Linked DNA regions of Homo sapiens: regions 2, 3 and 4 are each linked to region 1. Evidence: chromatin contacts called from ENCODE Hi-C data. All regions are on one chromosome and are shown on one strand. Each heading gives the region's core, a stretch centred on a gene start or an enhancer-like site at or near the end of the contact. The rest is flanking DNA. Distances are from core to core; before and after follow the strand shown.

Region 1 (2,635 bases), core at 69-2,568:
TCCCACCCAGAGCCACGCTCTTGCGTGCTTCCACAGTGACAGTGTGACCTTTTGAAATTTGGAGATCATACTCTCATCCTTGAAAACGCCCCACCGCCTTCCCTGGGGCGGCCGGCCTCCAGGTTCGCGTTCTACCTGGTAGAATCCCTTGACAGTTTCAGTACCTGGCCGCCAGGGCTTTGGGTGTTAATGCCTTCCTTGGACGGGAGGCACTGGGGAGAAGAGAGGGAAGGCGCTGAAACCCACCTGAGAAGGCGGGCTGGGGGAAGGCACCCCGGGAAAGAGGTTTTCTCGGGTGCCAGCACCCGGAGAGAGCTACTCTGGGGCCAGGCAAGCATCCCGCCTAGGCTCCCTAGTGCATATTAGTGAGTAACACGACTGGCGCGCGAGGTGGTCCATTTTATTTTTGGTAGCTAGACGCCAATAGGACGCACCACTTCAGCTCCAAACGGGAACTGGTGGCCCCAAGATGTTTTCTTTTCTTTTTCATTTTTTTGAGACAGGGTCTCGCTCTGTCGCCCAGGCTGGAATGCAGTGGAGAGATCTCAACTCATCGCTACCCCCTCCTTCTGGGTTCGAGTGATCCTCCCACCTCAGCCTCAGTAGCTGGGACCACAGACACGCGCCACCACGCCGGCTAATTTTTATATTTTTTGCAGAGAAAGGGTCTCGCTATGTTGCCTAGGCTGGTCTCGAACTCCTGGCCTCAAGTGATCCACCCGCCTCGGCCTCCCAAAGTGCTGGAATTACTGGCGTGAGCCACCGCGCCCGGTCTGCCCCCAAGACTTTCATTGAAAAGATGGAATGGTCGCTTCTGTGCGGATCCTCCAAACCATCGTTGGGAGAGGCCTCCTTAAAGTCTAGGAGAAAAGTTGTTTGGGACCGATATGAAAGTAAGGCAAAGCCGGATGGAAGAGAGTAGCCGAAACAAGCAAGAAAAGGAAAAGCGATCGTGATGGGTTTAGGAAAGGTGATCTGGCGTGCTAAATGGCATTTCCGGAGAAATCTGAAAACTATTGCTTTACTGAAGTATAGCAAAGAGCTGTCCGGGCTCTGGAAACTCCTTAACGGATCAAAACGGATGCAATGGGTATCCTTCTCCAAAGACACACCTCAAACGGGCCGGGAGCCGGGCAGTTAGCCACCCGCTGCCTCCCCTTCCGCAGTCCGGCTCGCAGCCGCTCAGCTACCTCTAAAGCCCGGAGCAGGAAAGTCCGCGCAGGCCTGGATGGCCCGGGTGGTAATCTAGCAGGCCTGCACACTGCGCATGCGCAGGGGGTGGACTGCCAGGTCGGCTCAGGGAGCCGTGACGAGTCCGGAAGCGCCTGCGCGCGCTCCTCCGTACGAGAACTAGTTTTGTTCCGTGCCCTCTGGACTGGAACCTTTTGGAGAGAACCCCCGGCAGGACCAACCCCGCACCCGCCAGCACCGCGGCAATGTCCAGCAATAGTTTTCCTTACAATGAGCAGTCCGGAGGAGGGGAGGCGACGGAGCTGGGTCAGGAGGCGACCTCAACCATTTCCCCCTCGGGGGCCTTCGGCCTCTTTAGCAGCGATTTGAAGAAGTGAGGAGAAAGGTTTGGGTTGCGGGGATGGGAGGGAGGAGCTGCGGACTCGGAGGAGTGGGCGCCAGGGTGGGCTTCCTGGAGAGGAGCGGGGTCGCCCTGAGGTCTGAGCAGGGCAGGGCGGTAACGTGTCCCGCGGGTGGGTAGGTGGGGTTGGTTGGCGGTGGTGGGAGTTGTGGGAGTTTGGGGCGAATGTGTGTAGGGGTCTCTAGTAGTTTTCAAACTTTAGTGAAAAGGAAACCACTTGGTGAGCTTAGATCCCACCCCTGAAGACACTGATTGAATTGGACTTGGGCTGGGCTCAGGAGTCTGAATTTTGAGCATCGTCTTCTAGTTTATTTACCGTTCGCCGGATCAGACTTTAATACATTCCCTGATTAGGGTGAAAGGAGTGTTTTGGTGAAGGTGAGAGTGCGAGTGTTGCTTGTGGGAAGTTATTTTGTGACCCCGGAGTGTAGGAGCAGAGAGGTGGATTTAGGCTGTTTGAATGGACAAACTGGTTTACACCAGTATTAATGTTCTTGGATTATGTCCTTTGCACTACAGACAAAAACACCAATCCAAAATAAGCATATGAATAGAAAATATTTTAAAAGAGTGTTACTGTGAACAAATCCAAAACTTTTACAGATTAATAATGTGAATTTTAAAAACGAATGTTAAACAAGGTACACTTAGTTTTGTAAAAAGTATCACCGAGAAATGGAAAGAAATCCCAAGTTGTTTGTTTTGGGGGGTGGGTTGGTGGTAGTGGTTACATTTACCAGAATTATCATTTTTACATTTCTCTTATTTTAAATCTTTCATTACTAAGCAATAGGGTCACATAATAGTCTGTCACTAAATTCATGCTAAATTAAGGTAGAATAGCTGTGCTAGTAGCTTTGCAGATCTGTTAGAGGGTATAATTAAAATTTAAATTAAACGTTACTAACAATATTGGGTAGTCTAGAAAGTGCTACTACTTCAAATTGGGATTACATTTTGGCTGTATTGAGGATCAAAATCATATATATAGCATGTAAGATACAATCTTTTCCTTTTTCCCAAGGTTAGAAAAGTTTAAAAGTA
Region 2 (2,635 bases), core at 79-2,578, 4.8 Mb after region 1:
AAATACCCTTGAAATATGCAACTACCCTAAAGAATATTTAGTTCAGAAAGCAGTACAGAAAGGTCTCAATTTACAAGAGAGACAAACAAGCACTGACTTTAGAAAACTCAGGCCAAAACAAGTCAAGGGTATGATGTGCACAACGATCTAACTGAAATGACACATTTTCCTTACTAATTAAATTAGGAAACACTTTTGTGTTCTACTTACACTCTGTAACACTGAAAACACAAACATGTTTACACAAAGGCGATGTTTTTAGCTCGTCTCACTGATGTGTCTCCAACCCTCGTCTCCCCCGCTCCTCGAGATTTGCTAGCTCCGTGAATTTCCCTCGATAGGCAAAGTTTGTCACCGATAATATAAGAAGCGCAAAAGGAATATGTTTTTTAAAATACCTAAACCTTAAAAAAAAAACCCACAAACCCGAACTATTAAAACTTACTTTCCCACCAATGCGCACTTGTGCCTGCAGTTTGGCGAGTTTTTCCTGGTTCATGATTGTTTCTTTCATCTAGAAAAAGAGGAAATCCTCAGCAAGGATAGGTTTAGCTCACTCTAGCATTCCATGCTCGTTATTTCCCAAGATACCAGCAGGAAAATAAACGTCCTACACAGGCCGAAACCTGGATCCCAAATCCACCCCGCAAAGCTCCAAATTTGGGTTTCCAGGGAGCCCAAAGAGCACCCGCCTCCCCACCACTCCCCCACAGCTCCCCGCTCTTGGCAGGCCCGGATGAAAGGCTCTACCCCACGCCTGGCCAGCACCCCCCACCCCTGGCCCTGGCCTGGCCTCGGCCTAGCCAGGGCCTGCCCGGCCCGGCCACTCTCCGCAAGCCTCGCGGTACCTGAGGCTCCTGTCCTCGGGTTCCGCCGCGAGGTGGAGGTTGAGACAGCGTCGCCTCGCCCCCAGGGCAGCCGCCCCTGGCTCGACCTCGCCCCCGAGAGTCAGCCTGAGCGGGTGCGCCTGTCCGTCGCATCGCCTTCCTCTCCTCCTCTGCCCTGTCCCTCCCTGTCTCGCTCCTTCAGGGAACTTCCCGCCCCCGCTCCCGTCCTCCTACCACGCCGCCGTCCAGAGCCTTTTTGTACCTTGTCGGAGCGAATAAGGGGCCGCGCGGGGGACTAGGGTTGGTGCTCAAGGGGTCTCGGGTGGACCACCTGAGATTAGGCGCACACACGCGGGGACGCAAGATGGCAGCTAAAGGGAGGCCGGAAGTGACACAAGGCCACTTCCTTCAAGAGTCAGGAAACTGACTTCGCCGCGAACTCGGTTCCTCCCTGCGCACGCGCGACAGCGTTTGTGATGGTCCAGCGAGTCCCTATTCTCCTCCTCCTGCTCCAGCGGCTGCCGGCTGTAGGCCCTACGAGAGACTGCTGGCTTGGGGCGCAGCCCGTACCTCTGGGAGAGGCCACAAAGGGGTCGGAGAGCGCGGTCCTGTGCACAGTTAGGGTTAAGTCCGCTCAGTCTCCATTGGGCCCTGATCCTGAAGTTCTGTGCCCTCCGAAGAAAGGGCCTATTCACGTTTCCTGGAGACGCCGGAGGTGCCCAGCTTGTGCTCACCACTCAAGCAGCTCTCCCCTTGCTGGAGGTGTGGGTTGGAGAATTGCAGAATTTCCCTCTCGGCCCGAATGAGCCATTACCAAAGCATTTTGTCAAAAATAGTGAAGTTAGTTTGGCCTTCCAAGGTTAGGTGGTGTGGTAGATTGCGGGACCGAGGTTCAGAATTTCTGGGGGCTGTATCCCCGAGCCCCACTCCTCAGAATGCAACTCTGTACGACGAAGGAACTGGGTAATCCGCATTTCAGCCAATTTAGCAGATGACTAACCACCTTAAAACGGTCCACACAATTATCTTGTTTATCAGGCAAAAAAATTGACTCCTAGGTACCGAATTGGCATGGATTTGACAATTAGCGATTCACGGTTAAGCAGACTTTATCTATCTTAATCCAATCAAAGGAGAATTTCTGCCTGCTGTGTTTGGAGAGACAACGCGTGGATGTGAGTTAAACTTTGTTAAACCCAGGACAAGCTTTAAGATAAAACGACTGATATTTAAAATGGCAATTTAAATAAAAATGTTCTCTGATCAGCCTTTTTGTGGTCTTAACCATGAAATGTCTTTGCATATTCAAAAGTGAGTCCGAAATCTTAGAATGCAATGTGTGTAGCAAGAAAACTTGTTCAAGTGCAGACCCCTCTCCAGTTAAGATCAATGTTTAAACTTTTTGAATACTTTTTACATATAAGTTTGTTGCAACTGATGTCTCAAGAACATAACTGGTGAGGACAGCTGTATTGCCTTTTAGAATAATTGTTACAGTTATATTTACAAAAAACAATGTTGCTTCAGTTAAATATGAGTGAAGTTTTAGTACAGGTAAGGGTGTTTGTAGTTAGGCTTATGTGGGTTACCTTCCTAATGACAAAGGCCAAAATGGCAGTACCAACATTATGCTGTGCTCTGGAGATATTACAAAATATATAGAAAGACTCCCCCTTTTGGAAGAAATGTGTATCTTTGTCCAGGAACAGTTTTTTTCCTCTCCTCCATGTTATATTGGAGGCATTTGAAACTTCCTAGTCACGTGATGTTTTCTGAGCTTTTATAGAGACAAGATTGTATGTATGTAA
Region 3 (2,635 bases), core at 74-2,573, 3.5 Mb before region 1:
CCCACCCCATCTGTCCCCTTCTTCCCCGTGTGAAGCCCATCTTCTTTCTAACCCCATTTGCACCCGTCTGATTTTACAGTCAAGGACTTCAATAAGATAAATGATGCAGAGTTCTACTGGGAACCAGATTGTGTGTGTTTCTGAAACTTTTGCGCGTTTACTGAAATGGGATTAGGGATTTGGATACAGAAACATTCTCGGGCAGCCTTTCAGCCCTGGCACAGCTTTGTACACCTTGGAGCGCGCTGGGGCCTATTCTAACGGGCAAGGACAGGGAAGTCTTTCAAGACCTTTTCTGGCCTTTTCCACTCCAGGGGTCAGGATGAATAGGCATCACTGACCCAAACTGTTAAACCAGGCCGGGTGGGGAAGCCTGGGGCCCTCTTCTGCGGCAGATCTGGCGGGGTGTCCAGGGCGCCGCGGGGCTCCGTGCAAGAAGGGGTTGGGGCAGGGGCCGCTGCGGCCGCAGGAGTCACCGGGCCTCCTCGGGAGGTCCGCTCACCTCTTACAGAGGAGGCCGACCCCAGGCCGGGTGCTCCCCTGGGGCGCAGGGCGCGGCCCCGGGCGCCGCCACCGCAGCGGCGCCGAGGGCCGGAGGTGCAGCCTTTCCCCAGGAGAGAAGGCGAGTCGCTGTCGGTCGCTCAGCCAGAAGGTCGAGGGAACCGCGCGGGTGTCCCTCGCCAGCCGGCCCTCTGGGAACAGGGCGGGGGCGACACCCCAGGGAGTAGGGCTGAGGACCGCAAAAATCAATCGTGGGTACCGGCGCGGGGTCACGCATAGGAGAGGAGCGGGAGAGGGGCTGGTGGGGGCCCCAGGGCGGCTGAGGCCGTGGCTCTGTCGTGGACTCGGCGGGCGCCCCGAAGTCTGGGGCCGCCACGGCTCCAGCTCCGCCGGCTCCGGCCGGAGACTCCAGGCCGCAGTTTCTCCTCCTCCCGGCGCCTTCTCTCCAGTGAGGAGCTGAGCGCGGGCGGCGCGGGGGGAGGGGTGGCGGCGGAGAGAACAGCCAGTTGTTTAAAATCCTTCTAGAGCAGTTTCTAATTCCCCCCTTGCGCCCGGGTTCGGAGGGGGGAGGGGGAAGGAGAGCGGGTGGAGGGAGGAGAGCGGAGAGGGAAGGCGGGAGGGAGGGAGTCGGGGAGGGAGGGAAGGAGGGAGGAGACTGCCGCTGAGGCTTAGCCGCCACCGCGCGCTTCGGAAGGCCAGAGGGAGGGGGAGGCCTGTCAGTCTCGCGCGTTGCCTGGGCGAAGGGGGCGGAGCTTTGGCGTGGGGCGGCCAATAGTGGGGGTGGCTGCGTGGGTCGCCATGGGGACGGGGCTGTTCCCGGGGAGGCTGTGATGGGTTGACAGGTGCGTGACAGTGGGAGCTGCTCTCGGCACAAGCATGTACGGCAAAGGCAAGAGTAACAGCAGCGCCGTCCCGTCCGACAGCCAGGCCCGGGAGAAGTAAGTGTCTCCGCTTCTCACCCACCTCCGCCTTCACACGCGCGCACACTCACGCACGCACTCGCACACTCTGGGAGACACAGACACTCTCCGCCCGGGGAGCGCCGGGGGTGGGCTGGCAGGGGGAGGGGTGCCGCGATGGGGGCGTGTGGTGCGGGGAGCTGCGCTTTCCCGGGAGGTGCGGGCGCTGGGCGGGCGGCCGCAGGGGGCTGTCGGCGGGAGGGACCGGGTGTGTTGAGGGGCGGCGGTGGTGCTGGTGGCGAGGATGGAAACTTGTTTGGGTGATTGAGGGAAATAACCCGCGGGTTCACCTTCCAAAGTAACTTTAGAGCTGGGGTCCGGGGCTCCGGGGACCTGGGGAGCCGCCGGGGGTGGCGGGAGGGGCAGCTGCGTGGAGGAAGGCGCGCAGTGGGAATGTGGGTGTTTGGCGGGCCGGCCGGGGTCGGGGCCGGGGTCGGGGCGGGCAGCGCGGGGAGCGCGGCGGCGGGGGCCTGGGCGCTGGGGCTTAGGGCCGCGAGCGCGGGGCGAGGCGAGGCGAGGGCGGCGGTGCCGGGCGCGCGGCGGGCGGAAGCCGGGCGTGGAGCGGCCGAGCGGGGCCCCGCGGGGCGCGGAGACGCGCGCGGGGCGCGGAGGGCGTGTGCGGGTTGGGCGTCCGGGCTTTCCTGGGCCAGCTACGGACGCGGCGCCCGCAGTCCCCCGCGCATCGCGGGGCTGGGGCTGGGGCTGGGGCGGGGGCGGGGGCGGGTGGGCGCCGGAGACGCCGCCGAAGTTTGGGAGTCGGAGAGGGACCGAGTTCCCGGGGAGCTAAAGTGTGTTGGCGAGGAGCGGGATCCGCTGGAGGAGGCTGGCGTTTCTGCCTCTCGCAGCGGACCCAACTCCGCGGCGGCGGCTGGCGAACTTTTTGTGAGGCTGGCAGCCCCCGAGCGGCGGGAGGGGCGGGCCCGGCGGGGCGGTGGTCGGGGGCGCGCGGAGGGGAGTTGTGGGAGCCGCCGGGGGCGCCCGAGGAGGGCAGCTGTGGCGGGGAGGGCCAGTGGTCCGAAAAGGGGTTTGTGGGAGGGGAGAAGCGTTCAGGTGGGAAGGAGCCGCTTGGTTACAGTTGTGGGGAGATACAGGTGTTAACTTCGGTGGGAGCCCAAGAGGCGGCTGGCGAGAACAGAGCCCCTCCCGGCCCGGGATGCCACTGTCACGGCACACTG
Region 4 (2,635 bases), core at 68-2,567, 3.0 Mb before region 1:
GTCTACAGTAGTGTACAGTAATACCCTAAATAATATCGTAGGCCTTCACACTCACATACCACTCACTGACTCACTTAATAGCTACCGACAGCCCTGCAAGCTCCATGCGTAAGTGCCCTATTCAGCTGTACCATGTTTTCTTTTACACTATATTTTTACAGTATCTTTTCTGTGTTTAGATACACACCATCCTTTTACAACTGCCTACAGTATTTAGTAGTTATACTGTACAGGTCTGTAGACTAGGAGTAACAGGCTATCCCATACGGCCCAGCTGTGTAGGTTTGTGCAAGTACACTATGATGTTCACACAACCACGAAACGGCCCAACCATTTCTCATAACTATACCAGTTCTTAAGGGGAGCATGGCTGTATTAAGCCACCACCTTTTTTGTTGTTGTTGTGGTCGTTGTTGAGACGGAGTCTCACTCTGTAGCCCAACCTGGAGTGCAGTGGGCGATCTTGGCTCACTGCAACCTCTGCCGCCAGGGCTCAAGCGATTCTCGGGCCTCAGCCTCCCGAATAGCTGGGATTACAGGCGCGTGCCACCACGCCCAGCTAATTTTTTGTATTTTAGTAGAGAAGGGGTTTCACCATGTTGCCCAGGGTGGTCTCGAACTCCTGAGCTCAGGAGATCTGCCCGCCTCGACCTCCCAAAGTGCTGGGATTACAGGCGTGAGCCACCGCGCCCGGCCTAAATTATCACCTTTTAAGACCAGCATCCCTGGCAACCCCCCAAGTCTCAGCTCCTAGTAACAGAAAGACCCCTTCCACAGAAGCTGAAGGGTGGACCCAATGAATTGGTGTGAGAAACTCCATGCCACTTTACCAGCGCACTCTTCGCTGAAGTTTATGCGACTGTCATAGTGGGGACCGAAGCTGTTCAAAAGGAAGTAGATTATCCTTCCCCTACGTACGTGGGAAGGGGGAGGCTCTGGGTTATCAAGAGGGTGAAGTGGGAGAGCCAAGCGGCCCACCCACAGGCGGATTCCAGGGCGGCTGGACGCACAGCCCCCAGCAGCCGGAGCCCAACAGCTGAGGTCGCCGCCCCTAGACAGCCCGCGCTCCAGCCAGCTCAGGGACCCAGCGGCTAAGCCTTCTGTCCTCCCAGCTTCCCACGCAAGTTCCGCCAGGCCAGAGGGAACGAACGACGAGACCCTGCAGCTTTGGTGGCTGAGAACCTCACCTCACCGCGCTACCGCGCAGCTTCTTACCGCGCACGAATCCCCCAGAGCAGCCGAGTTGGCGAGCCGGGGAAGACCGCCCTCCTGCGGTATTGGAGACCGGAAGCACATAGTGCCCGAGAGCGCGTCACTTCCGGCGTCACAGACGGTCTTTACAAGCGACTCGTGGGCGTCAATACTGGGCTGAGTTTGTGGCGCGCTTAGTGATGGGATGGCCCTGTGCAGGACGCCGACACGAAAAGATGAAGAGTTCAATCCGTGCTGTCTGAACTCACAGTGTAGCAGGCGAGATAGACGGGAAGATCGGTAGGGTGGGAGATGCCGGAAAGGCTTCCCGTGAGACTGGATAAGAAATCAAAAATCTGGTGAAATTGCCGGCAAGAGGGAGTTAAGGACATTCCAGGCAGAGGCAAGGTAAAGGCGCGGTGGGAGTGGGTCACTGTGATAAAAGTCTGAAAAGGACATTTGGGGGCTCTCTTGGGTGAGAGGCAGTGCCTCATGTCCCCCCTTCAGTGCTCGTTGAGCATTCAATTAAAATGTTAACACTTTGTAGCCAAACAAGTTCTCTTTTTAAGAGGAAAACCCTGGATTTCCAAACGGCTCATTTTCTGTAGCTTCTTGCAAATGGATACCACCACCAGCTGTGCCTAGTGAAAAAATGCAATTTACCAGGACCACTACTCTCAACAGTTTGCTCAATCCATTTAACCTTTTGAATATTTGTCCACTTCTTTTTATCTCTGTTGGCACCTCCTCCCTTGTCCCATATTGTACCTGTAGTTCTACAACTGGTCTGGGGATTCATTCTGCCCCAACTCCCTGAAATCCATTTTCCGTGTCGTAGGAACGGAACTTTTGAAAATGTAAATCATTACATTTAAAGCAGTACTGCTGTACTGCTTTAAACTCTCCCTTCGCTTCCCATTGTTTTAGGATGAAATTCGAACTCCTTATGAAGTCCCTGCCTACTTCCCTAGCCTCACCTTGCTCAGTCTCTCCTTTGAGCTCCGTGCATAGGATCATTTTTTCAATTTCTCAAATGCCGTGTGTACCTTGCCATCTCCAGGCCTTTACATTTGCTAGTCTCTTTGTATGGTACTCCTTTTCTTCTTCCAGTTACTTTCTACTCACCCTTCAAGGCTTTAAGTATTTTATTCTCAAGAAAGCCTTCCAGCCCCCTACCCCCATACTAGACCAATCCCCTACTGTGTGCTCACGGCAGTCTATACTTTCTTATGACACGGTTCACATTTGTAATTACACAATAATTGTGTAAGTTTATTGTATCCTCATTGCCTGGTACATCCTTGGTGCTCACTGCGTATTTGTTTTTTTGTTTTGTTTTGTTTTGTTTTTTGAGAAGGAGTTTGGCTCTTGTCGCCCAGGCTGGAGTGCAATGGCGCGATCTCGGCTCACTGCAACCTCTGCGTCCCGGGTTCAAGCGATTCTT

What was found. A loop is a pair of places that touch in the nucleus more often than their neighbours do. Pooled maps may share reads with other maps.
Region 2: a map of CD8-positive, alpha-beta T cell shows a loop between it and region 1 (6-fold over the local background). The contact joins the promoter of BTF3-DT here to the promoter of AP3B1 in region 1. A Hi-C loop is called at or near these places in 2 of 168 maps with a recorded cell type or tissue (CD8-positive, alpha-beta T cell and naive thymus-derived CD4-positive, alpha-beta T cell) and 6 of 50 pooled maps.
Region 3: a loop to region 1 is called in a map of CD8-positive, alpha-beta T cell, with 9 times the contacts of the local background. The contact joins the promoter of SSBP2 here to the promoter of AP3B1 in region 1. A Hi-C loop is called at or near these places in 1 of 168 maps with a recorded cell type or tissue (CD8-positive, alpha-beta T cell), 2 of 37 single-sample maps with no recorded cell type and 14 of 50 pooled maps.
Region 4: a map of CD8-positive, alpha-beta T cell shows a loop between it and region 1 (9-fold over the local background). The contact joins the promoter of CKMT2-AS1 here to the promoter of AP3B1 in region 1. A Hi-C loop is called at or near these places in 2 of 168 maps with a recorded cell type or tissue (CD8-positive, alpha-beta T cell and naive thymus-derived CD4-positive, alpha-beta T cell) and 7 of 50 pooled maps.

Annotation. Positions count from the first base shown.
Region 1 is chr5:78,293,381-78,296,015 of GRCh38, reverse strand. AP3B1 (adaptor related protein complex 3 subunit beta 1) reads left to right here and starts at 1,318. Exons shown (of 27, transcript NM_003664.5): 1 at 1,318-1,564. The coding sequence starts at 1,437. RefSeq lists enhancers at 58-107, 482-1,055.
Region 2 is chr5:73,497,013-73,499,647 of GRCh38, reverse strand. BTF3-DT (BTF3 divergent transcript) reads left to right here and starts at 1,328. Exons shown (of 1, transcript NR_186388.1): 1 at 1,328-2,095. BTF3 (basic transcription factor 3) reads right to left here and starts at 1,206. Exons shown (of 6, transcript NM_001037637.2): 1 at 849-1,206; 2 at 446-514. The coding sequence starts at 980. RefSeq lists a silencer at 722-771 and enhancers at 408-1,218, 982-1,281, 1,312-1,371.
Region 3 is chr5:81,749,785-81,752,419 of GRCh38, reverse strand. It overlaps SSBP2 (single stranded DNA binding protein 2), which reads left to right and starts at 1,323. Exons shown (of 17, transcript NM_001256732.3): 1 at 1,323-1,439. The coding sequence starts at 1,378. RefSeq lists silencers at 422-771, 1,042-1,371, 1,542-1,591, 2,032-2,081, 2,302-2,461.
Region 4 is chr5:81,300,251-81,302,885 of GRCh38, reverse strand. It overlaps CKMT2-AS1 (CKMT2 antisense RNA 1), which reads left to right and starts at 1,317. Exons shown (of 2, transcript NR_034123.1): 1 at 1,317-1,599. It overlaps ZCCHC9 (zinc finger CCHC-type containing 9), which reads right to left and starts at 1,299. Exons shown (of 6, transcript NM_001131035.2): 1 at 1,188-1,299. RefSeq lists enhancers at 1-780, 788-967, 1,118-1,217, 781-1,570.